Linked DNA regions of Homo sapiens: region 2 is linked to region 1. Evidence: read pairs that join two places in POLR2A ChIA-PET (ENCODE). Cell type or tissue: HepG2. All regions are shown on one strand. Each heading gives the region's core, and the rest is flanking DNA. Links, peaks and the distances in the headings are about the cores only.

Region 1 (11,827 bases), core at 3,725-8,724:
CCTGGGTGACAGAGCAAGACCCTGTCTCAAAAATAGAAAAAAAGACTTAGCACTCCTATTAAGTTCAGAATGAAGCCCTTAGCAGATATGTGCCACTATAAATTAAGGCCAGAGGCTTAATTCTTCCACTGGTTAATTTTAGGTTTTAAGGTGCTTTGAGACCAAGAAGTCAGAAAATTATCCCCATTCCAGATCTTTCATTCAAAAACCTCTGCTATATAGTCCTACAACCTCAAAAGAACTGGCAAAACTCATACAGTGCCACCAAACAAAATTTCTGTATCTGTCCAATCTTACAGGGCTCTGAGCATACCCTGAGAGTCAGCCATGTGAACTAGGAGTAAGGAAGGCCTCCCATGCAAATACAGCCAGTTACATGTCCCAGCAGACAAGGCCTAGGTCCAGGTCTTTCTGCTGTGCCAGGATGCAATCTGAGAGGGCCACTGGGGCCCTTTCAAGGAAACTAATTTGACTCATTAGGGACTCTAATGGTCCCGTGTGTAACATAACTTCTTTCATTAGTCAGGCAAGTGCAAATGGTACTCCTGGCCAAAAAATAAATGGGTGATTCCCAAAATGCTATTATTCTTTTTTCTGCCCCCTAAGCCTGCTAGGGTACAATGTCATCCAATTTAATCATAAACTTTCCTGTTTATCTGGGTTCATCTCAGGGAAGATGGGGCTATTAATGAAGATAGTTTTATTTATCACTTGTGCCTGACTACACTTGACACTGGACACTCAACCATCACCTGCAAAATGTGATAGAACAGTATAGACCACTGAGTAGATTCCTATCATACATGTAGAACCCTTTAGAGGACCTACACTTGTGACTCGCCTTGTAAGACATCACTTCCAGGTCCGAATGTACTTCCTGTTACCCCTAAACTCATGGCTAAGAATTCATCAACCACGTGCTAGAATACTTCAAATTTAGGGCATCTTCTTAATAGGGTAATTGCCCTTAATAGGCCAAACTTCACACTATGAAATTTTAAAAAATAACTTCATTCAGCCAATATTTAAAATACATACTACAATTATGTGTTTCAATCTGTCTACATTATTTGGGCTGCTGTAACAAAACATCAGCCGACAACAGAGGAATGAATAAAGAAATCATGGAGGCTGGGCGCAGTGCCTCATGCCTGTAATCCCAGCATTTTGGGAGGCCGAGGTGGGCGGATCATCTGAGGTCAGGAATTCAAGACCAGCCTGGCCAACATGGTAAAACCCCATCTCTACTAAAATTACAAAAATTAGCCAGGCGTGGTGGTAGGCGCTTGTAATCTCAGCTACTTGGGAGGCTGACGTGGGAGAATTGCTTGACCCCAGGAGGCAGAGGTTGCAGTGAGCCAAGATCGCATCACTGCACTCCAGCCTGAGCGACAGAGCAATACTGTCTCAAAAAAAAAAAAAAAAAGAAAGTGTGGTATATTTGTATATATACAAAAACATATATAAATATTTACATATATGTGTAAAAATACAAATATATTTACATATCTATGTACCACAATGTGTGTGTGTGTGTGTGTGTGTAAAATGGATATTTATTCCACCTTAAAAAGGGAGATCTTGGTCAGGCACAATGGCTAACACCTGTGATCCCAGTGCTTTGGGAGGCCAAGATGAGAGAATCATTTGAGGCCAGGAATTCAAGATAACAGTGAGCCATGATCATGCCACTGCACTCCAGCCTGGGTAACAGAACAAGACCCTGTCTTTTTAAAAAACAAAAAACAAAAAAACAAAGGCAGGTGCAGTGGTTCATGCCTGTAATTCTAGCACTTTGGGAGGCCCAGGCAGGTGGATCACCTGAAGTCAGGAGTTTGAGACCAGCCTGGCCAGCATGGTGAAACACCATCTCTACCAAAAAAAAAAAAAAAAAAAAAAAAGAAGGCTGGGGTGGTGGCTCATGCCTGTAATCCCAGCATTTTGGGAGGCTGAGATGAGACGATCACAAGGTCAGGAGTTCGAGACCAGCCTGGTTAACACGGTGAAACCCCTTCTCTACTAAAAATACAAAAATTAGCTGGGCATGGTGGTAGGCATCTGTAATCCCAGCTACTCGGGAGGCTGAGGTTGGAAAATTGCTTGAACCCGGGAGGTGGAGGTTGCAGTGAGCCAAGATTGCACCACTGCACTCCAGCCAGGACGACAGAGCAAGACTCCGTCTCAGGGAGGGGAAAAAAAATACAAAAAAGTAGCCAGTCATGGTGGCAGGAGCCTGTAGTACCAGCTACTTGGGAGGCTGAGGCAGGAGAATCACTTGAACCTGGTAAGCGAAGGTTGTGGTGAGCCGAGATTGTACCACTGCACTCCAGCCTGGGTGACAGAGCAAGACTCTGTCTCCAAAAACAAAGGGCTCCTGTGATTTCCCACAACGTGGATGAAACTGGATAACATTATGCTAAGTGAAATCAAGCCAGACACAGACAGAAAAGTGTTACATTATCTTACTTATAAGTTGAATCTAAAAAAAAAGAGTGAAATATGCAGAGATAGAGAATAAAACAGTGGCTACCAGGGTTGGAGGGTGGAAGGAAGAAATGGGGAGATGTAAGTTAGAAGCCACAAAGTAGCAGGTATGTAGGATGAACAAGTCTAAGGAGCTGATGTACAACACCATGGCTATAGTACGGCTAGAGTTAATAAAACTGTGCTGTATTTAGAATTCCTGCTAAATGAGTAGATTTTACCTGCTCTTACCCCCTCTACACACAAAATGAGTTACCATGTGAGATGATGCATATATTTGCTCCACTCTAAAAATTACTTTGCTCTATGTATCCTGTAACATGATGTCGTATACCTTAAATATACACAATAAAGTTTATTTTTTAAAAAGTATCATAAGTGGGGTAGCTTATAAACAACAGAAATTTATTTCTTACAGTTCTGGAAGCTGGGAAATCCAAGATCAAGGCACCAAGAGATTCAGTATCTAGTGAGGGCCCGCTTCCCGGTTCACAGATACTGTCTTCTTGCTGTGTTCTCACATGTTGAAGGGGTGAGAGATCTCTCTGAGGCCTCTTCTACCAGGGCACTAGTCCCATTCATGAGCACTCCACCCTCATGACGTAATGACCTCCCAAAGACTCCATCTCCAAATTTCACCACTGAATGTATGTTAAGAGTTAACATATGAATTTGGGGGTGACACAGACATATAGTCCATTACACACCCCAAATAGTTCTCCATCATTCACTTCAATCACCACTACAACAACTCATCTAGAAGAATCCCATGCAGCCCAGAACTATCAAGCCTTTTGAGACCTAAAAGACTAGACTCTGAAGTCTAAAATACAGCCAACAATAATTGTTTTATAGATGGTGTCCATGAAATGTTCAGCTTCGCTTCCATTATGAGGTTCTTTGGGAATATCTCCTTTTGCTGGGCATACAATGAAAAACAGATAAGCTTCAATGTTCACAGTTGCCATTGTTTCTCTTGATAGCATCAGTATTTACTCTATATTGGGCTAAATCTGGGAGAGATAGAATGTTCATGGTAATTTTAACATAAATTTAACATAACTTTAAAATTTTAACATAATTTGTATTAGCAAGGAAAGATTCTGTAGCTTATTTTTTAGGCTTTTTGTGGGCTTCTCTCTGTAACCTTTACATTGTTTCTTTGTAGACAATCATTAGTGAAGGAAAGTTAGACCTAATGAGTCCCACTTTGGAGTTTATAATTATTTCCTCATTGTGATGATAATTATTCTATATCCTCTCCAAGTCTGACATTCTTGAAGATATAGTTCTATTTCTATTCCCCCAATGGTTGTATCCTAAGTAATAGGATAATCTAACAACTGATCTGTATCAAATGAGAGAACCTCCTATAAATTATATCTTTTTAAAAGACATATTATGATCATTATTGCCAGGCATTATTCTGTTGCAATAGAAGAAAAATTAATTCATTTTCTTTGACAGTAATTTACAAACTTTTTGGAGGCAACAGTGGAAAGGCTTTTATAATAGCATTGAGGAAGATTAGAGTAGAAGTCATGGTCTTTGTTGGTTGCCTGCAAGGCACCAATTTCCCTCTTTTCCCTTTTCTAACAGTTTCCTAATTCAGGTTCCAGTATAATTCTTCTCTCGTACTTCAGGGAACACTGTTGTACCTAGCTCCAGAGGAAGACCATTTTGAATGAAGGGTAATGTCATCTCCCTTGCCACAGTGACTGGTACAGGAACCCAGGCCTAAGCTTATCTGCATATGGCGTTCCTTTGACCACAGGGATTAGTTCAGGAATGACATAAGAACCAGTTTAAGCCAATGAGACATAAGAGGACACGTGCAGAATCTTCTGAGAGCTTTTCTCTCTTTCTCTGGACATTAAGGAGAGCAGATGTGAAGGTAACATTTGGTCATGAGAAAAGCCAATGTGAAAAGGAATCTAGCCAGGCACGGTGACTCATGCCTGTAATCCCAGCACTTTGGGAGGCCAAGGCAGGTGGGTCACTTGAGGTCAGAAGTTTGAGACCACCCTGGCCAATATGGTGAAACCCCGTCTCTACTAAAAATACAAAAATTAGCCAGGCGTGGTGGCTTGTGCCTGTAGTCCCAGATACTTGGGAGGCTGAGGCAGGAGAATCGCTTGAACCAGGGAGGTGGAGGTTGCAGTGAGCCGAGATTGCACCACTGCACTCCAGCCTGGGTGACAGAGCAAGACTCCGTCTCAACAAACAAATAAACATTAGCTGGGCATGGTGGTGCACACTTGTAGTTTCAGCTACTCAGAAGGCTGAGGTGGGAGGACCACCTAAGCCCAGGAGGTTGAGGCTGCAGTGAGCCGTGATTGTGCCACTGCACTCCAGTCTGGGTGGCAAAGTGAGGCCCTGTCTCAAAAAGAAAAAAGAGAAAGAAAATAAATCCAACAAACAGGAATAAATAACAGTCTTGGCAGCCTGCACCAGGTGAAACCTGAAGCCTGCCCTACTCTGGACTTCCATTATGTAAATTCCCAGTTACATAAGCCAATGAAAACTAAGTGAAGTCTGGTTTTCTGTTACTTTCAAAAACATTCTAAATGAAATGGTGAGTTAGTTTTAATTTTATTTCACTTTTGGAGTATTTTAGAGCCTTAATTCATGCCTGTAATCCCAGCACTTTGGGAAGCTGTGGTGGGTGAATCACCTGAGGTCAGGAGTTCAAGACCAGCCTGGCCAACATGGTGAAACTCTGTCTCTACTAAAAGCACAAAAATTAGCTGGGCGTGGTGGTGGGCGCCTGTAATCCCAGCTACTCAGGAGGCTGAGGCAGGAGAATCACTTGACCCCGGGAGGTGGAAGTTGCAGTGAGCCAAGATCGTGCCACTACACTCCAGGCTGGGCAATAAGAACAAGACTCTGTCTCAAAAAAAAAAAAAATTATAAGCATATGGTAAAATTCAAGCAGTGTAAAAGGGCAATCAAAGTAAATGTCCCTCTCATTTCAGGCATCATTCATCTCTCCAGAGTCAACCTCAGACAAGTTTCGTGTGTGTGTGTGTGTGTGTGTGTGTGTGTGTGTTTCATTTCTACTCAAATACAAGACAATATACACATTGTTTTACATCTTGTTTATTGTACTTTATATATCTTTCAATCAATACATATAGATCTATCTCCCTTTTTAAAGACTGCATGATATTATATTGTATGGATATACCACAATTCATTTAACCAATTCTAATTTTTTACCATTATAAATAGTGATGAAATGGACATCTTTAAATTTACATCTTTAGACAAAGATGTGAATAGAAATCTGAGGATAAATTCCTAGAAATGGAATAACTGATTCAAAAAACATGCATTTTACATTTTAACAGCAATCGCCAAAATTTCTTCTAAAGAGGTTCTATACATTTACATTCAAGAATAAGATAGTTTTGATAATAGAAAAAGTTCTATCCACCCTCATAGATTTCCAAAAGCCTTAGCTGTTGTCTATTTCAAAATTAGCAGACAATATGGTCATCTCCTATATGCTAGGCACTTTGCTAAGCACTTAATATACACTAACTTATTTAATACTCAGAACAGTCATGCAAGGCACAAAAGGATGAAGTAATATGTCCAAGGTCACACAGATAGTAAGGAACAAAGGAATTAAGTAACATACCAAGGTCACACAGCCAGGAAATGGTGAGGCTGAGACTAAACACTCATAAACTGACTTCAGAGCTCATGTGTCAGTTGCTATCCTGCCTCACTACTTTACTTTTTTATACTAATCAAAGTAATATGTATATATGGTTAAAATTTTTTCAGCTTATAAAAGCAACTATAATGAGAGACAATAGTCCTCTGCTCCCCAGAAACCACAGCTTTTAATCACTATGATTTTACTTCTAGTAGAGACTTCCATACATCTAAATAATACGTTCATATTTTCATTGCTTGATTTATTTGTTGATCTCCCACTTTAAAAGATGAGGATTTAACTCACTCTACTTACATCTACATCTCTTTCCATTTTTCCTTTTTTAGATATTTGATTGTTCTATCATTTTTTAAACTTTGTAATATTTAAGTTTTATTTATTGTTGTCTTACTCAAAGACAGTATTTCTTAATTCCCCATCATGTTTTTTTTTTAAAAAAAGGTTATTAGTGTCCCTATGCTTCCATTTACTTTTCTTCTTCAATTTTACCTACCAATTTCTATCAGCTTTATCTTTCTTTTACATTGTCAAGGGTGGTTTATATTCTGTTCTGTGGTCATAACATAATAACATTTTCTGTATCTTATCTATAAATTGATTCTAAAAGTTGAATCATAATTAATAACACATTTATTATTTAGACTATAAAGGTATTGTTCAACAGAGAGCCAGGAAGCTTGCTTTTTTTCAAACTATAGATTCCATTTAGGATTGCTGTATACATGAAGGAGAATGCTTCTGACATCATAGTCAACTAGATTGTTTTTGTTTTTTTGTTTTTGTTTTTGTTTTTTGAGACGGAGTTTTGCTCGTCTCCCAGGCTGGAGTGCAATGGTGTGATCTTGGCTCACTGCAACCTCTGCCTCCCGGGTTCAAGTGATTCTCCCGCCTCAGCCTCCCAAATAGCTGGGACTACAGGTGTGCACCACCACCCTCGGCCAGATTGTTTTTTATACTCTGCCTTATACTGTATTGTATTTCCTTTATACTCTGCCTTATACTGTATTGTATTTTCCTTGTACTCTAAATACAATATAATCCTTGTACTATAAATACAGTATAATATACAATTAAGTTATACTGTATTTTAGATTGATTAATATGAGGAATACAACTTTATTTCAGCATTTTTGTTTTCCTGGAGTTTCTAATTGCCTTGCTTTTTTTTTTCATGAAAAAAAGAACATGCTTACTTTCTCATATCCAAATATCTTTCAACATTTTATTTATTCTACCTATGACATGGGATTCTTTCCTTTCTTACTGAAAATATTCTTTTTAGTCCCCACTGAATTCTTGTTCCAATTTGGAAAGACTTATTTCTAGGCCCGCAGTACCCAAAATAAGTTCTTTTTATTTAACTCCTGAGTAGTTCCACATTTTCTGTATTCTAAGTCATTTTCTTTCAGATTTCCCTCCCTCTTATTTTTTTCTTGGGTACATCAAGTAACTTCCTAAGAAAAGGAGTTTCTGAGACCTAAAGTGTCTTTATCTTCTTCTCACGCTTACTTGATGGTTTGACTCCAAGTTCTCCAGCCTCAGAGTTTCTCTGAAGTGCTGCCGGTCAAATTCATTCCTACTGCCACTGAAGCCCCTCCCGACTGTATCTGGGTTATGGCTTCCTTCCTTCTGTTTAATCCATTACATGATTCCATCTCTTTTCTGACTTCCATAAATTTAAAACAAATCTCATCTGTTGGTGATTCTCATTCCATTCTCTTCATTCTTGTCATTTTATTTCCTTTCCAATTTTTGTTCCTTTATTGCCATTTTAATGGCATCCAGATCAAATACATGTGTACAGTCTGCTATTGAAAATAGAGGCTTCTCCCTTGTCCTTTTTATTTTTTAGAGTCGCAAAGATTGTGTTGTTGGTTGTCATCATGCATAAGAATCCACCTTTCTACTTTTTCAACGAGCCAGGCACTATAATGTATGCCTGTAATTTCAGCTATGTGGGAGGCTGAGGTGGGAGGATCACTTGAACCCAAGAGTTTGTAACCAGCCTGGGAAACACAGAACGACTCCATTTCAAAAAAGAAAAAAAAGAAGTAGCTCATGGTAAGATCTAACCTCTTATGTAATCATATAAAATTGAACTATATAGGTGGGAATAAAACGTTACTTTCCAAAAATAGTATGCAGTTAGCATTTCAACATGGCTTTAAAGTCTCACCATGGATCTCACAGGAGTTCACTTGTCTATTTGTCACGAAAGCATTTAAGGAAATAACTGAATGAGAATTCCTATTAAGCACTGGTGACAGCCTGAACTTTTTGTAGCATTGATGGAGTATGATTTAGGGTGGAGTCATACTAGTCTGGAACTAAGTGAGTGCAAGTGGAATGAAATGATGCATTATTCATATTTTGTTATTATTAGCAATTAATTACAAACATATTACCTAGAAGTAGTGGTGCGCTAGTAAATGTTTAAAAACTGACTCTTCAGGGAATAAAAGTGTGCATACATATTTATATGTGTGTGTGTACATATAAGTTTATTATAAATTTCGTGACATAAAAGATATAGAGCGTACGATTTACAAATAATAATAAAATATACAATACTTTTATTGTGACTTCATGTAGCCAATGGATTTGTGAAGAATGCATTTGTTAATTTTTGCCAAACTTTTGTTTCTGTAGCCAACATATGGTTACAATTGAGCAATGATTTGACAAATGGAGTTGCATCTCAATCTGCTAACTCTTTCCCCAGTAAATCTTTTGTCATTAAATCTGACATGTGTACTTTATTTTTCATGATGGCTTCATTTAACAACCAGCTTGCAAAATTCCTGAAAATTTAATACTCAGCTCTCACAATCTGGTACAAGCCAACTCCAGCACACCGTCACTTACAACTCCACTTCACTTACAAACTCCATGCAGAGAAGTTTACACTCCTTCCAAACTCCACTTACCAACTCCACTTCTCTGACTTGAAGGACAAAATGAGGAGCCATCTATTTTTGTTATCCAAATAATACTTCTCTGACATGAAAATATCTTTCTTCTCTGTAATCCCATCTCTCTGACCATTCCCACATCCCACCATAGGAAATCCATACACCTCAGGGACTGTACAGTCAGGTCTGCCTCTAGAAGAGAAAACCAGAAATTTGGCTCAGAGTGGCACACTGGGCTAGATCTAGGCTGTTGCTGGTGTCATAGCCACATGATGGCACTATTGAAACACAGGTGTTGCAGCTGCCTCAATACCCCCTCCATACCCAGCCCCCAGCTTGTCCTCAGTCATGCAAAGCCTACATCTCTTCTAAAAACCTCACATCTCTGTCTCCTTTCACACCCAGTTCCTTTCAGTGCAGGAAGTTCCTTAAGTGCCAAAAGCCCATGGGCATTCTGCTTGCCTAAAAGTCATATCACAGGACCTTCCTGTTGCATCTGTCCTGGCAACTTCTACCTTTTGACATCTGATTTTTAGACTCTGTCATCCATAAGTCACCAGGGCCTTCTCTGTCTCTCACTGATGCAGGCAATGCTTTGTCCGAATACCATTCCAGGGCCTGGGTTCAAGTTCTTATAATTTGTGTGTCCTTATTTATTTGTGTCTTTCTGTCTTCCATTGTTTACTTTATCTGCATGGCCTGCTCCATATGAGATCCTAATGGGAAAACTTGATTGTTTATCATTTTCCATAAGAAATCCAACACAACTCAGCATTTTTATGTTTTGGTAGCCTCATTGAAGTGTTCCCAGTTTCATATAAATATCACAGGGAAAGACTCTAATTGGCCCCGCTAGGGTCATATGCCTACTACTGGGCCAGTGTGTGGCCAGGAGGATGGAATACTACGAATGATTAGACCTGCATCGCATGACAACTTCTATGATGGTAAGAATATAAATGAAAGCCCAGAACTGCATGGAGTGAAGGAGGAGCAATATCCTCAAAGAAGTGGGAAAGTATTACCTGAAGATGGGAGACAGAAATACCGAGAGGATAAATGCAACAAACATTTCCTACTGGTAGAGATTTTACCCTTCCTTATGGCTAGTTCTCCTTTTTGGGATGTTTTACAATTCATGGAGAAAATAGGGAATTATATGCTTTGGGAAAGAATGGTAAAATGAAAACATATTTACCATAAAGTGATGCTGAAGAATGTCCTTTGAAGCATTCCTTTGAAATATCAGCTTATCTATTATGAAGCTTGGATTTTCACCCATATAATTGGCATTATCAAAGCAGGGGCATGATTTTGGCATGCTTTCAAACTCTCTGACATGTGGCATTACTTTAAATTCTCCCTTAATATGCTGTCATTATAATTTAGGAGCTTCAGTGGAAAGTAAAGCAGAAGCTGCCTTATACTACTTTGGTAAAGCCAAAAAATGCAAAATAATCCCACTGCTATTTATTCTACTATTCTAGTTTTATATTTTTGTCTTATAGACTTTTTCATCTCTAAAAATTCAAAACATATAGATTAAAATAAAGAAAATAATTTAACTTTGGAATGTGAGTTCTGCCAATAGTGGAGCGTGTTCACAAAGGAGTTCCTTTTGCCCTACTGATTTTCTGGCGGCCTGATGCTGTTTGCATGCCTCACCACCGGAAGCCTATCTTCTATCTAGCATCTTCATAGCACATGCACTTCTAAAAAGAGTTCAGGGGAGTAGGCTTCAAACTGGATACTCATATATTCCTAGGGTACATGAAGACTTTCCAAAAGCACATTGTGATGGATAGTGCAATCAGTTTCCAGATTCCCAACTTCTACATCTTGGTTTCCTGAGAGCTCCTTTTAAGGCCTGCCAATATCTGCCTTTACACATTCACCCTTCTTCCATCTCAGAGAAGACGGACTTATCTCTCTCCCAACTTGAATCTTACCTTGGTGTATTGCTCTGGCGTATACAAATCTTGAGGATAACTCATAAGGGGATAATTTAAAATGCACTGCTTCTGAGGGGGCTTCTTCTCATTCCTCCCTAACAGAAGAAAGAAGGAAAGAAAGAGAGGGAGGGAGGGAGGGAGGGAGGAAGGAAGGAAGGAAGGAAGGAAGGAAGGAAGGAAGGAAGGAAGGAAAGAAAGAGAAAGAAAGAAAGAAAGAAAGAAAGAGAAAGAGAAAGAAAGAAAGAAAACAAGAGCAAAGACAGTCTCAGTAAAAATTACTAACGCCTGGCCGGGTGCAGTGGCTCACGCTTGTAATCCCAGCACTTTGGGAGGCTGAGGCAGGCGGATCATGAGGTCAGGAGATTGAGACCATCCTGGCTAACACGGTGAAACCCCGTCTCTACTAAAAATACAAAAACTTAGCCGAGCGTGGTGACGGGCGACTGTGGTCCCAGCTACTCGGGAGGCTGAGGCAGGAGAATGGCGTGAACCCGGGAGGCGGAGTTTGCAGTGAGCCGAGATTGCGCCACTGCACCCCAGCCTGGGAGACAGACCGAGACTCGGTCTCAAAAAAAAAAAAAAAAAATTTACTAAAGACTTATTTTATCCAGGCAACAAACTCTTGGCAAATCTCCATGCCTTCTCTCTCTACCTTGTCTCTGTCTCTCTCTCTACCTCGTCTCTGTCTCTCTCTTGTAGAATTAAGATTCACAATGATAGGCCATTCATTTAAATTTTGAAATGATAGGCAGTAAGTCTGATTTAGCTGATTGGTTTGACAGGAGAGACTGGCT
Region 2 (11,827 bases), core at 4,194-9,193, 1.5 Mb after region 1:
GAGTAGAATTTTTCCGGAAAACAAATGGAGAAAAAGACATTTCAGGAAGAGAGAAGAGCTTAGGTAAAGGCCTGGAGATGGGTAAGTTCATGGCATTATTTTGACTTTCTTTCTTGGGAAAGTTATGCTTACAGGCCCATAAGCAGCATCATGCACAGAGCTGCCAGCTCACTCATTGCTGCTGCTGATGTAGGAGGTTTTCTTTCTGTTCAGGTAGCAGTGGGTTTGATGGAACAGCTCTGGAAGCCGTAGGACATTTGGGCAATTGAGCAGTGAAAAAGGAACAGTTAATTCTGTAGCATCCAGCATAGACAGAGGTGAAGTCAACATGGGTTATACCTCTCATAGAGGAATAGCTGCGGGAGATTTAGGTATGTTTGTGTTTGCAGAGTAAAGATCTAATAATTTGCTCAGCATTAAGGTCAAAGTTGCCTGATTTTCCTGAGAATTTGCTCTCACTAGCTGCTGTTAAACTACATCGCCCAAATGTGTCATTTATTCTATGGTACCAACTGAGACATAACAAATGAAATAATCAGGTTACAATTAATTTAAAAATACATTTTCTGAGAACTCTTCATGAATTTTCTTCTGGAATATTCAATTATGTGTAAAAGAAATTGCTTTACCTTTGTTTTAATAACTACTGGTAATTAAATTTCACAATCACCTAGATTGGCAGGAAGCTTTGATTACCTTTATTATTTTAAATTGCAAAAATAAAAAAAAGTTCTTATCCTTAAGCTTCTAATTTAGCCTGTGGTTCTTGGTTATATTCTGAGATAAACAACGGCCAATTTGCAAAATAGTCTTCTTAATAATCATGGGTTACATTTGCTTGTATAATTAAAATAAGAACTTTTTGCATATTAGCAATATGATTGCCAAATGGATAATTTCACAGTCAAGAAAAAAATCAACCCAAGCAAATCAATAAATAAAGAAGATATGAGATGTTCTCAGTAACTGAAAAGGGTAAAACATTAAATATTAAAGGAACCCTGGGGATAAGAAGTTAAGATTTGGAAACGTAAACCCACTGTATTATCAAAATAAAGTTGACACAGACTTTTAAAATTAAAATGCAAACAGAAAAAGATAACAAGTCAGTATTAGGTGCAGTCTTCAAAACCTTAATTGGGAAAAGAACATTCCTGAATGGATTGAGGTATTTATTTCTTTAAATTCTATACAACAGTATTGTGGGCCAGGTAAATCATGCTGTTTTCTGCTATCACACTGATGTTGATGTAGAAATGATAAATAGGAATTTTCATTACTCATTATTGGGGAGTCAAAACCAGTAACGTAGATAAGTCTTCCATATTTCTAGATGCAGGTGGCAAAACTGAACTATAGTAATTCTGGCAAGACTTATGTATGTCTAACTAGAAATTCTCTGCATCCAATACTACAAAACAGGGTATCTTACTGAAACAGACATTCTCACTGAGAAGTTTTCTTTTGGACCTTTGGATTTTTCAGAAATTTTCTTCTGGAATATTCAATTATGTCTAAAAAATTGCTTTGCGTTTATTTTAATGATAACTGCTCGATAATTAAATTTCACATCACCTAGACTGGCAGAAAGACTTGATTGCCTTTTTTATTTTAAATCACACGTGCACAAATTGTGATTTAAAATATAATCTCAAATAAAAAACTTGCAAAGCTAAAATTAACCCTGTGAGAGAAATTATTTACTCAGATGAGGAGTACTAGTCCTTGTTGTTTTTCTCCTGAGCATTCCATACCTCATTTTAACTTATTAGATTTTATTGTCCATTGTAGCAACTCAGATGAACTGAGTGATACAGAGTCTGAGAGGTAAGGAGATTTTTCTTAGCATGCTACATATTTGCAGTGTTTGACAAGGGGGACCCAGTGATTTGTGAACTTGTGCTGAAATGCTGGTTCTCCCCACTGACCCCATGAAGTGCACTGGGTGACCCTGTCATTTGCCCAACTTTTGGGGAATGTGAACACCAGGTATTTTCAACGGCCAGTCTGTGCAGGGTTTAGCTGGACAGTGTGTTCTGAGAGCTGCCACCTGGGGCCTGGCCTGAGTGTCAGCCGTGCTGAGGGCCATCTGCTGCTCGGCAGGGTCTCCCATTTTTGCACAATGGTGGAAGCAACTGGACATTTGGTTTGGAGCACCTATACATGAGCAGTGTCACATAGGAATGTTTTGGAAGAGTTTTCTGCCAGAAGATCAAGATTCCTGTCAAGGCAAACACAGAGAAAAAGACATGAACCTAGTGATAGACAGACATATGATTAATAGCATCCCCTATCACCCACCAATCATTTATCTTTTATGAATGTATGTATTCTCATTTCATGGCTTCTGAAATATGTCATTTAATTTTCAAAACAAAATGGCTTTTTCCCCCTCCTTCCCTCTCTTCTTTCCTTCCTTTCTCCATTCTTCCCCTCCCCCTCCCTCTTTTCTTCCCTCCCTACCTTCCCTCCTCCCTCCCTCTATCCACCTTCTTCTCCTTCCTTCCTTCTTTCCTTCCTTCCTTCTTTCCTTCCTTCCTTCCCTCCCTTCGCCCCTTCCCCCCTCCCCCCTTCCCCCCCCCTTTTGTCTCTTTTTCTTCTCTCATCTGTTGTTGGTCAGATTTCTATTTAGAGATGTTTTCATCAATCCCACATTTGGTTTTCTTTACTGTTCGTAGTTTGCAAATCCTCTAGGCACCTTCCTGCTTTTCCTTCCCTTTGGCCCATGGGGAAGGAAGCTGGTATTCTGTCTCTCACATGGATTCAGGTTAGGGGGTCAAGATGGATACCTGTGTCTCTGGTGCAGGCTGGTTGGTGTGACAGAACACAATGATGTGTCTCCAAGCTACAAACAAATGCAGAGGTTCATTTAAAGTCTCCATGGCTAGAGGAAACGGCAGTCAGAGATGGGCCGGCCCTATAGGTAGGGTGCTCTGCAATGGAACCTAGGTGGCTGTCCTCTGGGGCCTGAAGCTGAAGAATTGGGATGAGTGTATCATCAACTGGCCACTAACCTTTCAGCTGTGCATTCTGGGAGGGCCAGCCACTAGCTGTTTGTGCAAATACCCTGCCTTTCTCCTCATTTATAATTAATTGTACACCTTTGTGAGACTAATCTGAATATAGTCTCTATAGTTTGGACTAATTTTAGCATTCCTTTGCTTCAACAGTTTGGCCTGTCAAAATCACTCAACCTCAGCCTGTTTGTACTGCAGTGTAAAGTATTATTTTAAATCAACCAGTAGTTTTAATCTCCTAAGAAATAAGAGCTGGACTGACTAGACTGAGAGCAAGGAGGAACCTTGGTAGTTGTTTCACAGATTCCAACATTGTATAAGAAAATCAGAGCCCAAGGAACTCAGAAACTGTCTCATGCCACTCAGTTACTTGACAGCAGAGCTAGAGCTGGAACTGTCATCTAGGACCCAAGCTCCTGTGACATTAATGCTCCCCCCACCCACTTCCTGGCTCATCCTAAAGAGTAGCATCATCCTTAGAGAATTTCTTGTAGACTTTTTTTTTTTTCTCTCTGGCCTCATAGAGGCTGCTCTATTTAATTACTTAATACTTTCAAAAAAGAAGTCATAAAGCGCTTTATATTTTAAATGGGCCTCAGATCTCCAGGCTGTTGTACCCATAAAGGCACAAAGATTTAAGTGGCTTAGGTCTGCCCTGTGTATAGCTGTGTTGTCCAGTATGGTAACCATTAGTCACATGTGGCTATTTAAATTTAAGTGTAAAAATATTCAGTTCCTCAGTTACCCTAGGCATCTTTCTAGTGCTCAATAGCACACATGGCCAGTGGCTACCATATTGGACTACACAGACACAAAACATTTTTATCATTTTTTACAGGAAATTCTCTAAGACAGAGACAAAACTAATGTAAAATCAACAAGCTAAAAAGAGAAAATCTGATCCAGAGCGCTCCCATTGCTGTGTGTGCTGCTTGTGCTGTTTAGGTTATCTTTTACTAATTTTGCAAATTGACTTTTTAAAAAAGTAATTTCTTTATGACCCCGAGGGAAACTGTGGAATGACAGCTGGAGGATGATATTGGGGAGGGTAATTGAAAATGTTTATAAACTCTGTAGTCCTGAGGTATGATTCAAGCTTTATTTAAAAAGTGGTTTGTTGTTTCCCTAATGGCAACTCAATTTCTTTTTCAAATAAACCCACAGTGAGTTCTGATTTCACCCTCAAAGAGGAAAAAGTGCCCATGTTCAAAAAGTTTGGATCTTACCATTGAATCTCCTTTAAAGACATCGTAAGGAAAACTGTGAATGTGTGGACTGAGGTTGCTAGTGGCATATACAAGCCGTGTTATTTAAAAGAGATTTTCTACCAACCTGGCCATCAGCAGCTAGCTAGAAGGATTTTTACTTCTACAAAAAGCCCACATCAGGGCAAAGCAAATGCATTGGTTTTTAGAAAATAAAGTTAGCTTTTGGAATTTTCAGCACATTTAATTGGGGGGAAATGCATGCAAATAAGATGCAGGAATATGACAGTTTCTAAGAAAAGGAAACAGTTCTCCTTGAACTTCTGTTACCATCCTCAAGTGCAACAAAATGGGAAGGTGGAAGGTGTCTTTAAAGTGTCAAGTTAACTGTCAAGAAAGAGGTGAATGTTGAGGCCATTGGATTCAGAAACTATAATAACCAAAAGACTGTGACATGGTGGCTTATTATTTATTGACATAACTTAGATCATTGATTTAGGGCAATATGAATCACAGAAGCACTTGGGTGATAACCTTATGCAATTCTTTTCTCATCGGAGGCCCAGTTCCTGGATTTTATCGGGCCCCATCATTGCCCTCTGCACCCTCAGTACTGGCTGGGTATTGTCCTTTTCAAGGAAGTGAAACCTAGCGCTTCCTTATTACTTCACATAATGCCATATTAGCAATGTGAAATGCTTTTTCTTACATGATGTTGCTTCCATGAAATAAGCCCAAGAGACTGTTGGGACAGCAAAGAAATGGGAAGCAGGGAGCGTGGCTGTTGCAGTAGATCTCCTGCAGCATGTGTCAGAGGCTGGGGTGTGCCATTGACCTCTAAGGGCCTGATTCTCAAGACCTAGACCTGCACAGTCCAGTGTGACAGCCACATGTGGTTACTGAGCCGTTGAAACATGGCTAGTCTGAATTGAGATGTGCTACAAGTGTAAAATTCACACTAGAGTTCAAACGCTTAGTACAAAGCCAAAAAATATAAAATATCTGACTCATAACCTTTGAAATATTGAATATATGTTTAGGTGATAATATTTTGGATCTAGGCCTGGCACGGTGGCTCACGCCTGTAATCCCAGCACTTTGGGAGGCCAAGGCGGGTGGATCACCTGAGGTCAGGAGTTTGAGATCAGCCTGACCATCATGGTGAAACCTGGTCTCTACTAAAAATACAAAAAGTAGCTGGGCATGGTGGCGCATACCTGTAATCCCAGCTATTCAGGAGGCTGAGGCACAAGAATCGCTTGAATCCGGGAGAAAGAGGTTGTAGTGAGCAGAGATTGCGCCATTGCATTCCAGCCTGGGCAACATGAGTGAAACTCCGTCTCAAAAAAAAAAAAAAAAAAAAAAAAAGGATCTATTAAGCTAAATATAATATATTTACAAAATTAATTTTACCTGTTTTTTAAAAATGTGTTTAAGGTAACTACTAGAATATTTGAAGTTACATGCGTGGCTTACATTATATTTGTATTGGACAGCTGTGGTCTGGATGACTCCAGTGAGAATGTTCTAACCTTGATCGCAGAATCTGCCATACAAAACCTGCTGATGCACTGCTCAGTGGCTCCTGTAGCCCTGTCTACTTATCCTCCATTCACCAAGGCAGAAACTTACCAAGGCAACTCAGCCCTGATTCTCAGGTCCCTGTTTGGTTTTAGTCCCAGACATTGAGAGATGTCCTTAATTTTTCTGAATCTTTATAGTGACTTTCAAGTGAAGTTCTATAAAGAGGAACAGGTTGGGACATTTGTCACATTCTTGTTTAGACAGATTTTGTGTTTTGTTTTGTTTGGGCTTCAGTTTAATTCTAGACTTCATGTATTTTTGTTAGATTTATGTATACGCCTCCTTCCAAAGAAAGCCTGCAATGCTATGAAGTTGGAAAGAGAAGCTGAGGAAACAAAGCACACGTTTTTCTCTCTCTCTGTGTGTGTGTGTGTGTGTGTGTGTGTGTGTGTGTGTGTGTGTGTGTGTAGAAAACTCTTGCCTCATAGCCTTTGTACCGTGATGTCCTGCCATGGATAAGTATGTGGGTTTACATACACATCCACACATATCTGTATTTCTGTATGTGTGTGTATATATGTATACACAGAAAGTGGAAGTGGATTAGGTTCCAATTATTTCCAGTCAAATTTATATCGTATATAAGTTAATATCAAGGGAAATGAAAAGTCAGTTCTAGCATTACTTTTAGTAATGAAATAATTCACTTGGGATTATGCTAATGATATGTAGATATTAATACACATAATTTGGCTGCCTAATATTGATTTAAGTTGCTCATTCAAATTCTCTTTATTACAAAAAAATAACCATTTTGTTTTACAGTGCTTGTCCTCAGAGACAGTGAGATCCAGTAAACCATACTTATTTGGTAAATAATACTATTTTTGCTGATTTTCATATACACAGAGAGCACTATTCTCTTTCAGTAGGTACCCTTTGAGTTGTTAATTTCTGGTTGGGGTCCTGGTTAGCTCTAGCCAAATATCCTCTCTGGATCTGCCTCATGATCAATGCCTAGGGTTGAAGGTACTCCCGGTGACCAGGGCACAGAAGTTTTTGTTCTCTGTGATGTTAATATGCCCTAGGGTTGAACTTTGGTCTCAGGAGAGCCCGAGTCCTATGCTTGCTTTAAGCAGCCAAACTAATCCACATGCCTTTTTTCGGAATATGAATTCTTCAGTGGAAAAAGCAATTGACAGAAGCTTTGTAAACTCTCCTGAAATAATTAATATCAGATTAAGATTAGAAATAGAATCACAGCAAATCCTAGGCAATTACACATGTAAGACATGATTTTGAGTTAAACGATGTCATCTGGGTTAAGAACATAGTAATTGCCACAGTACTTATTTGGTTCCGCATTCTAAAGTAATAGCAGTAAGGGTATTTTGTAAAAATGCACAACAGCCTTTCAGGGAGGAAATGCCCTGCAGACATCTTACTTTTCATAAATAGCTGAGTGTAAATCTGTCATTCAGGAGTTAATGTAAACATGTCTGAATCCATCTGTAGTTTCAGCTTGTGCTCCTTCTTACAGGAATGAGTTTCAGCCATTTTCTACCTATAGAGCGAATTGGTGTTTCTTCCTATTGCTTTAAATTTAACTCTCTGAAACTTATTTTTAGCATCCATTTTTGGGTTTCATGAATTAATGTGGGTTCATTGGAACCACACAGTCCAAGGGTGGCGTTGTGTTATAAGCTCTAGGAAGCTGGGGATCTGGTCCAAACACCAGCACCAAATAGCTCTCAGAGTTTCTATTTTCTTATCCGTAAAATGGGCTAATAATACTAGTTGTTAGAATCGAATGTGTGAATGGCTGTGAAAAAACTTGAAAATTTGTGAACAAAACCTAAAAATCCCTGATCTCATAAAGCTCATATTCTAATAAGATGCACCACAGGTTCCTTTCCTGAGTGGTAAGTGACCACTCAGAACTCGTGATCTTCTAAGGTAACTGGAAAAGTTTCTCCTAAATACCTTACCTTGCTTTTCTTCATCAGCCTTTCAAATCCTTGGAGTGTAATCGTGCCAACTTAGAGTTTCTCTACTCTATGTAAAGCTCCAATATGCATCCTGCAGTCCCAACATTTTAAATTAGCTCAGTCAATCCAAGGAACACCACTGTTTATACTTTCCCATCTAGAGGAATGGTTCTTTATTATGTAAAAAAAAATTATACACATTTTACGTAAGATGCAATATATACAAAAAAAATCAGTAATAGCGTAGCCACATAATTATTAGGAAAGCCACCACCCAATTTAGGAACATTACCTAGCCTTGTGTCTTCCTCTGTATTCCTCTCTCTTTCCTTCCCCATCATATTTCATTCCCTCCTTCCAAAGGTAACCACTACTCTGAATTTTCACCTTATTCCCTTGCTTTTCTTTTTAAAATAATTTTATCATGTATCACTAAAATACCGGCTTCACAAGGGCAGCTATTTTTGTTTTGTTCACTGCTGGATCTCCAGTGCCTAGCACAGTGTCTGACATATACAAGCACTCAGTTACTGTCATAGGAGTGCAACTGTAGCCCCTTCCCTCCTTTATCTCTTGTTTGTAAATCAGTTCTGCAAGGACCCTGTCACCAGTTCACATTAGTCACAGGCCTTCAGTAACTTTTAGAAAAAAATTTTTTTCCCCCAAGATGGAAAAAACTCTATCGCCCAGGCTGGAGTGCAGTGGCATGATCTTAGCTCACTGCACCCTGCGCTTCCTGGGTTCAAGGATTTCTCCTGCCTCAGCCTCCTGAGTAGCTGGGATTACAGGTGCGTGCCACCACACCCAGCTAATTTTTGTATTTTTAGTAGAGACAAGGTTTCACCATGTTGGCCAGGCTGGTCTCAAACTCCTGACCTCGTGATCCACCTGCATCGGCCTCCCAGAGTGCTGGGATTACAAGTGTGAGCCACCGCGCCTGGCCTAGAAATTTTTTTTTTAACTTATTTGCATGTACTTGCAACAGGAGACTCTGAGCAGAATCACATGAATTTATCTGAATCAGGACTTTTTACCTTGATTTGTGGTTCACAAGCACATTTCAGGAGTGAATAGTGAACACTGAAGAAACATAAGTAGTAAAGCTAGAGTTCAACATGGAGAGCCACAGGGAGATTCTCAAAAAGCGATGCTGTATACATGCTACACCAGGGATGAGCCTGGAAAACAGTATGTTAAGTGAAAGAAGTGAAAGACTGCATACTATATGATTCCACGCATATGGAACACTCAAGATAGGCAAATCCTAGAGACAGAAAGTAGATGAGTTGTCCCCTGCGGCTGAGAGGTTTGGAGTGAAATGGGGAGTGACTGCTAATAGGTATGAGTTCTTTTTGTGGTAACGAAATTGTTCTAAATTTGATTGTGGTAATACTTAATAGTTACACATATCTGTGAATAAACTAAAAGTCATTGAATTGTTTGCTTTTAAACAGGTAAATTGTAGGGTGTGCGATTTATAGCTCAATAAAGCCATTACTTTAAGAAAGCATAGAAATTGATATTGTAAGAAAGAGAAGGTGAATCAGTCATAACGTGAGCAAACAGAAAATACAAACCCATAGGTTAAGGCCTTCCTGGACAGGATGCTTGCAATCAGATGGGAGGCATTTCAATCCCTACTCACTGATAACTTGCTCAATACATGGGGGTGCCCCTTCTCTTCCCCTTTTCATTTCCACATTCATCTTTTTCTGCAGCCAGCCCCTGACCTTCTCAGATAGTTCCATAGAGACTTGCTCTCTAGGGCTGGTTAGTTCAGCCTCCACTAGATAAATGCCTCCCTTCCCCAGTATCCCCAAAAGGCCATGGCACCCTCCTTCTCACTGAAGAATGAGGGAGAGCAGTAGGTCCCCTCTGCTAATGCTGGACAAAGCAATTAGTGCATTTCTTATGACTAGTTAATTAGCTTTTTATCCAGCTTTTTAAACTCTGGCCACAACTCTATGGCCTCGAAGTAGAGTGTGAGTCATCCAGGAAGCAAGTTTCTCTACTGTGTGCCTGATGCTCCTGAGTATTATTCGCACAGTGATGTGTCTGTGGCTGCCTCCATATGCCCCCACTTAGATGGATGCTTGTACAGACGTTTCCAAGGATATCATCTGCTGGCTCTTTTGTTGTTTCTAATCAAAGAACCGACACCCTTTGATCACAACAGATCACGGTATTGTACTACAAAGACTTTGTTAGAAAGACTTAAATTTTACACGCTTGTAGCTGTCACAGAGGTTCTGACAGTATTTACTTTTACCCCACACAAGTAAAGAAAAAATGCATTTGATCAGATCACATGGAAAATATGAGTGATTATAAATAGTAAATTTTCTAGAACCATGTATTGTTCACTGTAAGGAACCTAGTCAATGAACATTTTTTAATACTTGCTGGTTTTGAGTGCCAGGTTGTTGCAAAAGTCCTCTTCTTCCTCCCAAGTATAGAGACTCCTCTAGGTAGATAAACTTTCTGTTAATTGGAGGAAGATTGGCCCTGTCATGGAATTAATGAAGCTAAAGACAGACGTCTTTGGGGAACTGAGTCCCTGGGTAGCCACTTTTTGGGCAGGCTTCAGTATCCAATGGCCTGCGTGAATGTATAGGATGGCTGGCTCCCCTTCAAGTTGTTCATGGCCTTTCCTCCTTTTTCCCATAGGACACCTGAGACAGGCACCCCCACAAAATACAAATAAATGCCCCTTCACGGGAGTGTGAAGACAAAGCAAGTACTAGAACTTCTTCCTTAAGGTCTCATTCAGAGTGTTTTCCTGGCAACCCCTAGAGGAAGTGGGCACGGGCTACAGTGACTCTGTTGTTCTGTGTCTTCCCTCAGGTGAAATCTGGCCACCCTGGGCACCCTATGACAGCAGCACACGTGGGGATGATATTGTGCCTTGCGCTGGCCTCTGCGGTTCCCCTGACATATCAGATTTTAGACTTTGCTCCTCCTGCTTTCTAATGTCACGGGCTAAGCCATCTCTAACAAAAGACTCACTGTTCCTGGGACCTGCTGTTCACTCAAACTTTTCTCATGCTAACACCAACACATATAACACATTCACACCTCCTCACATCCTGACCAGACCATTCCAGGATGCAATTATTGTAAGGATTAGGACGTTTCACCGCAAATACAGAAAACTCTAAAACAAAGTGCTGAGGTACCGTGGTTGTAGACACTGCAGTATCTGGCTCTGTCTCCTTCTCTTAGCGCTGCCCTCTTGGTCGGGGGGCCTTGTCCTCAGCCTCACTGTCTTTACAGGGTCAAGATGACAATAGCAGTCCCCTGGGATCATATCTGAAACAGAGAAGGGGAAATCTCTTCCTCCTCACCCTGTGGAAGATAAAAAAGACTTTCTCAGACACACCTGCCCCACCCCCACCCCCCAGCAAAGTTCCCCTTGCCTCATTGGCTACAGCTTTGTCATATGCTTAGGTGTGAACCAATCACTGGCAAGGGAATAGGATTCCCTGGATGTACTTAGTCCAGTTGTGACCCCCTTCCTGGAGTGCAGATGGTCCAGCCTCTCCTGAAGGGGTGAGGAGGCCTGAACGGAACAGGGTTCTGTTAAGGGGGAAGAGGGAACCAAGAACATCCGCCACAATTATGTCATGAATGTCCTCAGCCCTTAGAGTCTCTAAGGCCACCAACAAAACACTGAGAATTCCAAGACGCATGGCCTCTCATAGTCAAAAAGCTTATTATAGTCTTAGTTGAGAGCCAAGCAATTAGTGCAACTATTCACTTAGTAATAATATCACTCCCTGAAAAAAATGTTCTGCTAACCTACTACATTAAGATGACTGACAACTCATATGTTGTTTTCACTTGTTAGTGCTTTATGGTTTGAAGCACTTTGTTTTATGGTTATGAAAAAAATATAAATCCATTAATTTAAAACTGGATAGAGTCTTTAGCTCTAATGAGAAGTAGGACAGTGAGGGTTGAAGGTTTTGATTCTTGACAGGCTTTAACATCCCTGCGCCTGATGTAAGTTGGAACTATATTATTAGAAAGGCAGGGAATAATAGTAGATGATTCAGCCCACTGCCGCTTGCTATGGGAGGGAATTTTTAAGGCT

Evidence for each region. Peaks named below come from ENCODE experiments on the same cell type or tissue, not always from the same donor. Only the 100,000 strongest peaks of a DNase experiment are listed, where the experiment ranks them.
Region 2: POLR2A ChIA-PET joins it to region 1 with 10 read pairs; 1 of 35 experiments calls an interaction of 5 or more read pairs at or near these places.

Annotation. Positions count from the first base shown.
Region 1 is chr7:27,680,400-27,692,226 of GRCh38, forward strand. The region is part of intron 2 of LOC105375211 (a long non-coding RNA gene); the gene reads left to right. Among named protein-coding and RNA genes, the nearest start is that of HIBADH, 23 kb to the left of the region's middle. RefSeq lists a silencer at 5,991-6,285. In HepG2, for the core only: no CTCF peak of the experiment used is centred there; a DNase peak (open chromatin) is centred at 6,112.
Region 2 is chr7:29,197,903-29,209,729 of GRCh38, forward strand. The region is part of intron 1 of CHN2 (chimerin 2); the gene reads left to right. It overlaps CHN2-AS1 (CHN2 antisense RNA 1), which reads right to left and starts at 11,068. Exons shown (of 3, transcript NR_120522.1): 1 at 10,911-11,068; 2 at 2,790-2,845; 3 at 1,138-2,221. In HepG2, for the core only: no CTCF peak of the experiment used is centred there; a DNase peak (open chromatin) is centred at 6,819; H3K4me3 peaks cover 476 bases.